Linked DNA regions of Homo sapiens: region 2 is linked to region 1. A link is a contact called in ENCODE Hi-C or POLR2A ChIA-PET data. All regions are on one chromosome and are shown on one strand. The core of a region is the stretch at or near the end of the contact, and the rest is flanking DNA. Distances in the headings are between cores, read along the strand shown. Region 1 overlaps INTS14 (integrator complex subunit 14). Region 2 overlaps MEGF11 (multiple EGF like domains 11).

The links. A loop is a pair of places that touch in the nucleus more often than their neighbours do. ChIA-PET counts read pairs that join two places held with the same protein, here RNA polymerase II (POLR2A). Pooled maps may share reads with other maps.
Region 2: a loop to region 1 is called in a pooled map, with 2.1 times the contacts of the local background. The contact joins two enhancer-like sites. A Hi-C loop is called at or near these places in 3 of 50 pooled maps. POLR2A ChIA-PET finds 5 or more read pairs at or near these places in 2 of 52 experiments (activated CD4-positive, alpha-beta T cell and activated T-cell).

What each region holds. Positions count from the first base shown.
Region 1 is chr15:65,581,039-65,586,383 of GRCh38, reverse strand. It overlaps INTS14 (integrator complex subunit 14), which reads left to right. Exons shown (of 12, transcript NM_001394796.1): 10 at 1,496-1,614; 11 at 4,365-4,430. Among named protein-coding and RNA genes, the nearest start is that of INTS14, 27 kb to the left of the region's middle. Within about 2 kb of position 2,448, at least 8 of the 41 ENCODE cell types and tissues checked have a DNase peak (open chromatin) inside an H3K27ac peak, as active enhancers do.
Region 2 is chr15:65,900,145-65,905,489 of GRCh38, reverse strand. All of the region lies in intron 24 of MEGF11 (multiple EGF like domains 11), which reads left to right. Among named protein-coding and RNA genes, the nearest start is that of RAB11A, 33 kb to the right of the region's middle. RefSeq lists enhancers at 2,036-2,827, 2,914-3,133 and a silencer at 2,830-2,994. Within about 2 kb of position 2,944, at least 6 of the 41 ENCODE cell types and tissues checked have a DNase peak (open chromatin) inside an H3K27ac peak, as active enhancers do.

The sequences.
Region 1 (5,345 bases), core at 1,199-3,698:
AAAAGTGTTGGCTTTTGAAGCAGGCCCAACTGAGTCACTGTGAAACCTTGTATAAGTCCAACCTCTCTGTGCCTTAGTTTCCTCATCTTTAATGGGACTAATAACATCTTCGCTCTAGAGTTGCTATAAAGAGAGAAGTTGAATATGTAAAGTATCTTGCACATAGTTGGAACTTAATAAATATTCTTTATTCTGTAAGTTCCTTGAGGCTGAAAAGTATCTTCTCTAGGCACAATTCCTGGCACAGTGCTTGCTACGTAGTGGGGTCTTACTATAGATAATGAATGAATAAGTGAATGAGTAAATGAGTGAATAAGAAGGGAGAGCATTCTAGGCAGTGAGGAGTAATAGAAATAGCAGGAAAGTTGGAAATGAACTGTTGTGTGGGAAAGGACTTGCAGGACCTTAGCCTGACTCAGAAGGTTTATATATTGACAAATATTAATGGAAATACGTCTGGAGAGTTGGGCCAGTATTTTATGGAGGAGTCAGGGCTGAAGAGGGTTGACAAAGGAAGTGTTGGTCCAATATCAAGGTGTTTCAATTAATGACCAAATCAGGGATAGAGAATGTCTGGCTCAATTAGACAGACTGGTCTAATTACATTTTTCAACACAAACTTTTGGGCAAGAGATTTAAGTTCTCTGAACTTGTAGGAAAATGACTCCTGCTCTGTCTACACGAGAAGGTGGTAATAATAATAAAGATCAAATACACCATTAGAAGTATGTGTGCTTTATAAGTTTGTGGCAGTTTCATAGACTCAGGAAGCAGGTACAGAGACAAACCCTGTTTGTTCATGTAGCTATAAAACCAATGTGGCTTTACATTTTTGGAAGCAATAAACTAATAAGCCATATTGGGGTATGCTTCACCAATAAAAGTATTTCTTGTCTTGCCCTTTGCCTTAATTTGGCTATATATATAGTTTTCCTTTTTAATTATTTTAATGCCTAGACCTATGCTGTCTAATCCAGTAGCTACTAGCCACATTAAATTTAATTAAAATTAAGTACAATTTGAAATTCAGTTTCTCAGTCACACTAGCCACAGGGCAAGTGCTTAGTAGTTAGTAGCTACCACATTAGACAGCACAGATATAGAACATTTCCATCATACAGAAAGTTCAGTTGGAGAGCACTGGGTTAGACTATATAGAATTGCAGTATATATATGTGTGTCTATGTGTATGTATATATATATATATTTTTTAAATATGTATTTGTTTTATCCTTTGACCTTAATTTATAAATCAGATAAGTGAAGCTTGTTTCTTTAAAAACATTAAGCTGTTTTTCACTTAAATGGGCCTCCTACATCAGTGGCTTTCTATTGAGAACAGGTTCTCCAACCTGACTGAAGTTAATGGATTTTCTTAATTAACAAAGTGATAGGATATCAAAGATTGAGTGATTCAAAGAGCTTCTAGTCTAAATGGAAATGTAACTGATTGTGTTTTACCAGATGTCATTTCAAGAATGTCTTTTCTTTTAAGATGCTAAAGAAAACCCTTATGGCGAGGATGACAATAAGAGTCCATTCCCCCTGCAGCCCAAAAACAAACGCAGTTATGCCCAGAATGTGACTGTCTGGATCAAACCCAGCGGCCTGCAGGTAACATTACCATTTATGTTGCTTTCCACTGGGGACAGGAGACATTTGGGTAGGCAGGCAGGCATTTTATTTGATTTTCTTTTCCTTTGATACTTAGTAATTCATTTACTTCTAATGTTTGTCATTATTTCCAAAAGGGATTTGAGATGCCCTACAGTAAAACATGTATATAGCAAAATCATTTTTTACAAAATTTAGAGCAATAAGAATCCTAGAGGAAGGAGGAAGAAGGAAGACAATTGTGCCAGGAACCCAAGGCAAAATAATAACTTTATGTGAGTGTTTTGGCTCTGAGCTTCCTGTTACCAAGGTCAGTTGTTCTTGTCTAAAGAAAGGAAATTTGTCAGTTTGTCTAGAGAGACATATTTTCCTGGCATTGAATTTTAGTGTGAAATTTTTTATATGGTGAGGCATTGACTAACATAATGGGTATTGGCTTTAACAACAGTTTTGGAAAAGATGTAAAAGTCTTCATAACTATATTTCTTCCATCCCTTCAGTAGAACTCAAGCCATAGCATTACATTTCACAAAAACACTTCCATAGGAAGTTATGATAATATGATTATCAAGGAATGATGCTTTCAGGCATGGTATTCAGGAACATATGATAATATGATTATCAAGGAATGATGCTTTCAGGCATGGTATTCAGGAACATTTCTCCTTTCATCAGCAAAAAGTCATTTATACCTGTTTTTAAAAATCACTTATTGAAACTTTTTTCTCCTTTGAGCACCTTTATTTACATTTGTTCTTCCAGTAAGTTCAACCTAAACCAAATGAGAAGAGACAGGCCACTTGGACAACAAAAGTAGTTTCTGTTGACTGCACAGTCTCTGAGCCCCGTTTCCATGGAGACTGAACCACATCCTGCCAAGGCTAAAGTGTCAGGGGCCTCTTTGTTGGAAAATCAGGGTCTTCTATTTTCCTGATATCCCTGACCCCAGTGCTTCCTTGTCAGAGGGATATTAGAACCACTTTCACCACCAGTTATAGCTGAGCTTTTCTTAAATTATTTTTTTTAATTTTTTTTGTTTGAATCTTCACTACTATCTTGGGTTTATTTTTCTTATTCTGGTAAAATATACATAAAATGTACCTTCAACCATTTTAAAGTACACAATTCAGTCCCATTTAGTACATTCACAATGTACCATCACCACTCTCTAGTTCCAGAACATTTTAATCACTCCAAAAGGAAACCCTGTGCCCATTAGGAAAGTCACTCCACATTCCTTCTTCCGGGCCCTGGCAACCATTGATTTTCTTTCTGTCTCTATGGACTTACCTATTCTAGATATTTCATGTAAACAGAATCATACAATTTGTGGCCTTTTGTGTTTGACTTCTTGTACTTAGCATGATGTTTTCAAGGTTTATTCATGTTGTAGTATGTATCAGTACTTCATTCCTTTTTATGGCTAATATTCCATATGTCTATATGTATATGTCACATTTTGATTATCCCTCAGTTGACGGACATTAGGGTTACCTTTTGGCTATTGTGGATAATGCTGTTACAAACATTCATGTATAAGTTTTGGTCTGAACATTTGTTTTCAATACTCTTGGGTATATATTTTAATGGGAATGGGATTGCTGGGTCAGACAGCAATTCTCTTTAACTTACTGAGGAATTGCCACACTCTCTCACAGCAGCCACACCATTTTACATTTCTGCTAGCAGTGTATAAGTGTTCTAGTTTCTCCACGTTCCTACCAATACTCATTGTTTTCCTTTTATTATTATTATCATATAGCTATCATAGTAGGTGTGAAGTGGTATGTCTTTGTTTTTGCATTTCCTTGATGACCAATAATGTGCATCTTTTCCTGTGCTTATTGGCCATTTGTGTATATTATTTGGAGAAGTATATACTCAAGTTCTTTGTCCATTTTTTAATTGGGTTTGTCTTTTTGTTGTTGGGTTTTTTATATATTCTGGATATTATGATCCTTAGCAGATACATGATTTGCAAATATCTTCTCCCATTTTGTGAGTTATCTTTTCACTCTCTTTATAGTGTCCTTTGATACACAAAGTTTTTGGTTTTGAAGAAGTCAAATTTTGTCTCTTGCTTTTGTTGTTTGTGCTTTGTGCTGTCTTAACTAAGAGATCATTGCCAAATCCAAAGTCATAAAGATTTACCCGCTGTGTTTTCTTTTTCTTCTTCTCTTTTTCTCTTGAGAAACACATCTCACTACGTTGCCCAGGCTGGTCTCAAACTTCTGGCCTCAAGCAATCCTCCTGAGTAGCTAGGATTACAGGGGCACACCACTGCACCTGGCCCGTTTTTTTCTAAGAGTTTTATAGTTTTAGCTTTTACATGTAGGTCTCTGATCCATTTTGAGTTAGTTTTTTGTATATGGTATGATGTAAGGGTCCAACTTTATTCTTTTGCTTGTGGATATCCAGTTGTCTCAGCACCAAATGTTGAAGAGACTATTTTTTCCCCATTGAATCGTCTTTGCAAAAAAGTCCCTGGCAATAGATGTATGGGTTTACTGGGTACATTTTTATGAGGCAAGTTCGTTTCTGTCAGGGGATTTATTTTACTGTCAAGCCTTTTGAAGGAGGGAGTGCTTTACTAATGTTGAACTGACATTAACTCAGAAGGGATCCTCATCTTGACATTGTAGCTGTGTTCTCATTTTCATCTCTTTAAACATTTAGATCCATTCTTTTATATTATTTCCCTTTTTTACCACAGAATTCTAATGTTGGATTTTTTTTTTTACCCTTAATAGACAGATGTACAGAAGATTTTAAGAAATGCAAGGAAACTACCTGAAAAAACACAGACATTCTATAAGGTGAGACAGACAGAAGAGGATGTGCCCAAAATATATGGTTCACGACAGTAAAACTGTGAGATGGCAGTGTGAATATGGGCAGGGGTTAGAGATGTATGACTTGTGCCTCAGTTTTTTCAAATAAACTCAGTAAAAGTGATAGGTCTGTTCCTTCCCTAAAATCCAAGAATTGGAAGAATTTAAATGGCCTAATTCTGTACAGGCAGAAGGTTTTTCTGTGTTGGGGCTGCTGTGAATGAATGACTGATGGAAGCAGCTTAGAGGACCTGTGGGTCATAGCCCTGAACTCTCCTCATCACTCCTATATGGGTATCCAGGCCAACCCCAGGCAACCAATGTATGTGGCTTCCTGGATGGGGAATTGCCCAGAACATTCTTTTTTTTTTTTTTTTTTTTTTTTTTTTTTGAGATGGAGTCACACTCTGTTGCCCAGGCTGGAGTGTCGTGGTGCAATCTTGGGTCACTGCAACCTCTGCCTCACAGGTTCAAGTGATTCTCCTGCCTCAGCCTCCTGAGTAGCTAGTACTACAGGCACGTGCCACCACGCCCAGCTAATTTTTGTTTTTTTGTTTTTGAGACAGAGTCTCACTCTGTCGGCCAGGCTGGAGTGCAGTAGCACGATCTCAGCTCACTGCAACCTCCGCCTCGCGGGCTCAAACAATTCTCCTGCCTCAGCCTCCCAAGTAGCTGGGATTACAGGTGTGTGCCACCATGCCCGGCTAATTTTTGTATTTTTAGTAGAGACGGGGTTTCACCATGTTGGCCAGGCTGGTCTTGAACTCCTGACCACAGGTAATCCGCTCGCCTCGGCCTCCCAAAGTGCTGGGATTACAGGCGTGAGCCACCGTTCCCGGCCTAATTTTTGTATTTTCAGTAGAGATGGGGTTTCGCTGTGTTGGCCAGGCTGGTCCCGAA
Region 2 (5,345 bases), core at 1,695-4,194, 320 kb before region 1:
TTTAAATGCCGGAATGTGTGAAATAGGGGGCTTTGGAACTCTGTCACTTGCCACTCTGTTGCTCATTAACTGTGACCTTAGACTGGACTGTGAGCTTTCCAAGGCTCAGTTTCCTCATCTGCAAGGTTGGGATAATTTTGCCTGTCCTATTGTCTAATGCCTGTCCTACTGTCTAACAAGGTTATCATGAGTAACCAATAAAATCACCAATGGGAAGTGTTTTTTGCATACTGTAAAGGTGGTACTAATGTAATGGGGCTATTCTTTTGTCTAGGAGGTCTATTTAAAACAGCTTAAGGCCGGGCACAGTGGCTCACACCTGTGATCTCAGCACTTTGAGAGGCCGAGGCAGGTGGATCACTTAAGGTCAGGAGTTCAAGACCAGCCTGGCCAACATGGCAAAACCCTGTCTCTACTAAACATACAAAAATTAGCCAGACATGGTGGCACACACCTGTAATCCCAGCTACTTGGGAGGCTGAGGCACAAGAATTGCTTGAAGCCGGGAGGCAAAGGTTGCAGTGAACCCAGATCGTGCCACTGCACTCCAGCCTGGGCAACAGAACAAGACTCTGTCTCAGAAAAAAGCGCTTAAGCCAAACAGATATGACAGCAGAGGTCCCAATGCATATCCTAAATCTAACAGTGTACCAGAATCACCTGGAAAGCTTATTAAAAATACAGATATTCACACCCCATCTCCTCAAAACTCTGATGCAAATCTAGAGTGGGGCCCTGGAATCTGCATGTGTGAAGAGCACCCTCAGGGTACCCTTATGCAGCTTATTCCCCAAACACTGGTCTAGACTGACCCAGATGTCCCTGATTACCGTTCTAGTCTTTCAGACCTAGTTTTACATACACCAAGACACAACCATTCCCTAACCAAGAACAGCTAGTCGTCTACAGTCCTTTTGGGGAGATGATTAGATGTGGGGTGAGCTCAGGGTAGGGGATGGTGGTAAGTACTGCATTCTGAACAAGACAGCGATAAGGCTGAGTCACTATCGGCCTTTGTTAGGATATACACAGCCCAAGAGAACTGTCTGAGGACAAAAGGTCATCCCCAGCCAGCCAACAGACATTACTCCCTTGGAAGCATTATTTTGGCAATTTTCTGTGTGTTTTGACTTAAACCATCCAAATGAGGAACAGTAGGTAAGGCTGAAAACAAAGAACAGTTCTATTTCGTGACTATGACCTGGCACCTCAGTTTCTTTCTCAAAAAGGTATAAGGATTGGGCAGAAAGCTCTCTAAGGGCCTTTCTAGCTGAAGAACACGCATGACTCAAGCATGAATAAACTCAGGACCAGAAACCCCAATAACTGAACACACAACTTTCCTATGCACTGTGTTGTCCTGTACATTGATTAGGGTGGTTACTTTCAGATTCGCAATCATACATGTAAAACAAAGCTCAGGAAAGCAGTGTCTCTGCCTCAGCATACATTTCATTACTATTGTGTAGAATCATATATCTGACCTCTGAGTGCAGGCGAGGGCTCAGCAGGCAGCCAGCCAGATCTTATTTTACCACTCTGGCTACAATCATCCTTTAAAAAGAAAAGAGAGCTATGTAAGCAAATGTACCAGCAGGTGTTGGGGACCAATACATCAGAATAAGAGAACTGAAAAAGAGGAAAATATGATGTCACAGTTCAGAACTTTATAACAATACTTACCAAAACATGGAATAAATCCCACTAATTGGCTAACGCCCCCCGAAATAAACACTTAATAAGCTAGTCTAGCACAAATGAAACTAGTTCCTAAAACTACTGGGCCAAACCAAATCAGAACTACTAAGAATTAAGAGTCTCAGTGTTCTCTGAACTCAGTGGGAAAAAGCCCTAGCCTAGGAGTTAAGGAATGTGGGTTGTAGTCCTAGTTCTTGCTGTATGGTGCTGACCAGGTCACAGCACTGTTTTCTGGGTCTTGGTTTCTTCCACTATAAAACGATGGGGCTGTACTAACAGCATCTCTGAGGCCCTTTCAAGCTCTGACATTCCAAAAGCCTTAGTCAATGCCTGCCCTTTCCCCTGTTACTTACTGAAGAACTCCACTCACTGTCATCCCGGAGGTTAAGGGAGACCACTTACACTGCTCAACACCCTTCTATTTCCCCTTCTCCCCCTAGCACAGTGATTCTGCAACAAACTGCCTCGTGTTCAATTCCTTGTCAGCCATTTCAAATTGCTATTCTCCATCGCCTTTATGATGCTGGAATCCTTGAGCCCACTGTTGCTGCCACTTTCCCCACCTGTGTGCTCGTTCCCATCTAACTTCCAAGTCTGTCTTTGCGTAAACTTGGGCTCTTAGGTAGTTAGGAGCCCAATGACATCCTGAAGATTACTTTTTAAAGCCAGTGTTCTGACCCCAAGACCTCCTCCTCCTATCTCTCAATCAAGAGAAGGATGCTAATTTATGGCCCAGGAAGAGAAGAGGCAGTGTGGCCTTCTATTAATAGTAGCAAGCCAAGAAGCAAGAGATGGATATTCGGTGCCTGGGTTTTTCCCTGACAGTTAAGTTGGGCCTTAGTGGAGGTTAGCATGCACCTAGAAGCCAAGGTGGGCTCAGATCCCACACACAAGGTGGCCCTGGAAAGTCACTGCCTCTCTCTAGATTTGATGCTCCCTTTATAAAATGAAAATGTTTAGTTCATCTCAGAAGCCCCCTCTGTCTCTGACAGTGTATGACTATGTGGGGAGGCAGGAACCAGATGAGACCAAATGCCAGGGCATTACAGGACCAAGCCGCCAATCCTGATGCAAATGACAAGCCTTGGAGGAGTGACTCCCAGAGCTTGGGTAGCCTGGGTTGATGCTTCCTCTTTCTTTGCAAAATGCCCTGAAGGGCTGGGACTGGGACAGGGGTGGGGCTATGAAAGGATGAGGAAGTATCTAAGAGCAGCTGGTTATTCTTCCACTCAACCCTGCCCTCCCCTCTTGCAGGCAGGTGGATGACTCAGCTGGAGAACAAAGTGGCTTCCTGAGGTGGAGTTTCCAGCTTGCCCAGCCCTTCCCCATTCTCCAGTCCCAGTAGAGATGGGGTACAGAAGAGTCCATAATTCAACACCCTTTTCTCACCACCCAGCCAACACATACATGCACTGCTCCATCCTCTGCTCCTGTATGGAAGATACTTCCCCCTGAGCTTAGCCCCTCCCCACAGACATCAACTTCTCTTTTATCCATTTAGGATCATCCCCTGCTCCAGAGCCAACAATTGATTCCCCAAAACTTTAAAGTAGCCCCGACTTTTCTGGTGAAAATGAGAAGAGGCACTATCAACTGGCCGAGGTTCTTTTAGGCATTGAACTTCAAGGCTCTCCTACTGCCCTAACTCAGTCATGGGATATCCACAAAAAACTTAAGAGCTTAGCCTTTTTCTCTCAGCTGGGCTTAGCCCCATAGATGAAAGACATTCCTTGTTAAGGGTAAGGTGTAGCTGCTGCAGATACAGTTTGCCTTTAGAGATATGGACAGGAGCCCTGGATAACAAGACACGTAGTGAGGGAAAACATCTTGATTGGTATCAAGAGAAGACAGGGGTTGAGTCCTGACTAAACTATTTACTAACATTAGGAATTATATTAGCAAATTTTCTGAGCTTCAGATTCCTCATTCTAAAGTAGAAACAACAGTCCTTTCTGCCCAGCCCTATTCACGATGTAACAAGTTTCAAATGACCTAATTGGAATGAAGACTATACGTGCTACATAAAGTGGTTATTCCTCACATGTTAGAAAATATGCAGTTGAGGCAGCTGCAATAGCTTTTCTTTAAATACTACTAGTCCTCAGCTTCCAAACCAGAAGCTCTGTGCCTTACTGCCTTACTCCTTGACTGGTGAGTTCAGAGTAAGGTGGAGCTGCTGCAGATACAGTTTGCCTTTAGAGATAAGGACAGGAGCACTGGATAACAAGACACGTAGTGAGGGAAAACATCTTGATTGGTATCAACTAAGAGACAATAGGGGTTCAACTACTTACTAACATTAGGAATTATACTAGCAAATTTTCTGAGCTTCAGATTCCTCATTCTGAAGTAGTAATAGTCCTTTCTGCACAGCCCTATTCATTATGTAACAAGTTTCAAATGACCTAATTGGAATGAAGACTATAATTGCTACATAAAGTGGTTATTCATCACGTTAGAAAATATGCAGTTGAGGCAGGTGCAATAGCCTTTCTTTAAATACTACTAGTCCTCAGCTTCCAAACCAGAAGCTCTGTGCCTTATTGCCTTACTCCTTGGCTGGTGAGTTCAGAGAACCCAAAGTGGGACAGATGGGCCATGCTGGGGTTCTTGGACTTACCACCACTTCCTTGTACTAAAAAACTAAGTACCCTCTAAGGGGCAAATTTATGTGGTTTGGGCAGGTCACAGTCAAGGGTCCAAGCAGCTATGTAGAAATGAAGTCACCTGTGCACATGGGGTCTCCATACACAGATGTGCCATCCTTGTCGACATCTAATAAAAATATATATGAAGTTGGTAGGTGTCTCAAATAAGTAACTTAGTGAAATCAGGGCACTAGTGCAGCATTTGAAATAAAAGTCAACCAGCATCTGGGCCTATATCTGGCCTCCCTTTAGGCCTTGCTGGTGCTAGCTGAGATCGTTCAGTGTCTCGCAAGGATGTTTTCTCCTTCTCTCTAGAGTCATATGCTAAAGAGGCCACAATCTTAAGACGTGACTAAAGCCAATATCCCTCTCTACTTCTGGGCTAAATTGTGATGGAAAATGCTGAGCCTGGTTCTACAGAGTTTGCTCTGCTAGTGATAAGCAGTGTGATCCTGAGGAAGTCAATTTCCACTCTAAATCTCATAAGCAATGACTTCCTCAATAAGCAATGAGAGGAGAAGGAGAGAGAGAATTATTGCTCTACCTATACCACAGAGTGTTGTGTGAACACTTGAAGGAACTAATGGCTGAACATATTTTTGTACAAGATTGAGGAAATACTATCTGCTGAAACAAACATCAACAGAATGGACATCTACTTTAACAGAAAAGTAAATACTCTTCCAACCAGTTGCCTTTTATGGGAGATAAGACTACTTGTGGTGGCACACATCTAGCTACTTCAGCCATACGGAGTGTTCTGCTTTCAGGGTCCCAAGGTACATCTAAGACATCCATTGAGTTACATTATCACTTTCACTTTTTACCATTTTCATTACTCTCACAAATTGGAGACAGCATAAATAGCAGCCCAAAATGTAAACTGTGGTAGTTCTAGTGACAGATCATCCAAGAATTTCACCATCTGCTACCTTTCACAGAAATTTAGTGCTGAGACGCCTTTTAGATCACTTCTATCAACTCAAGCAGCTCAGTGCT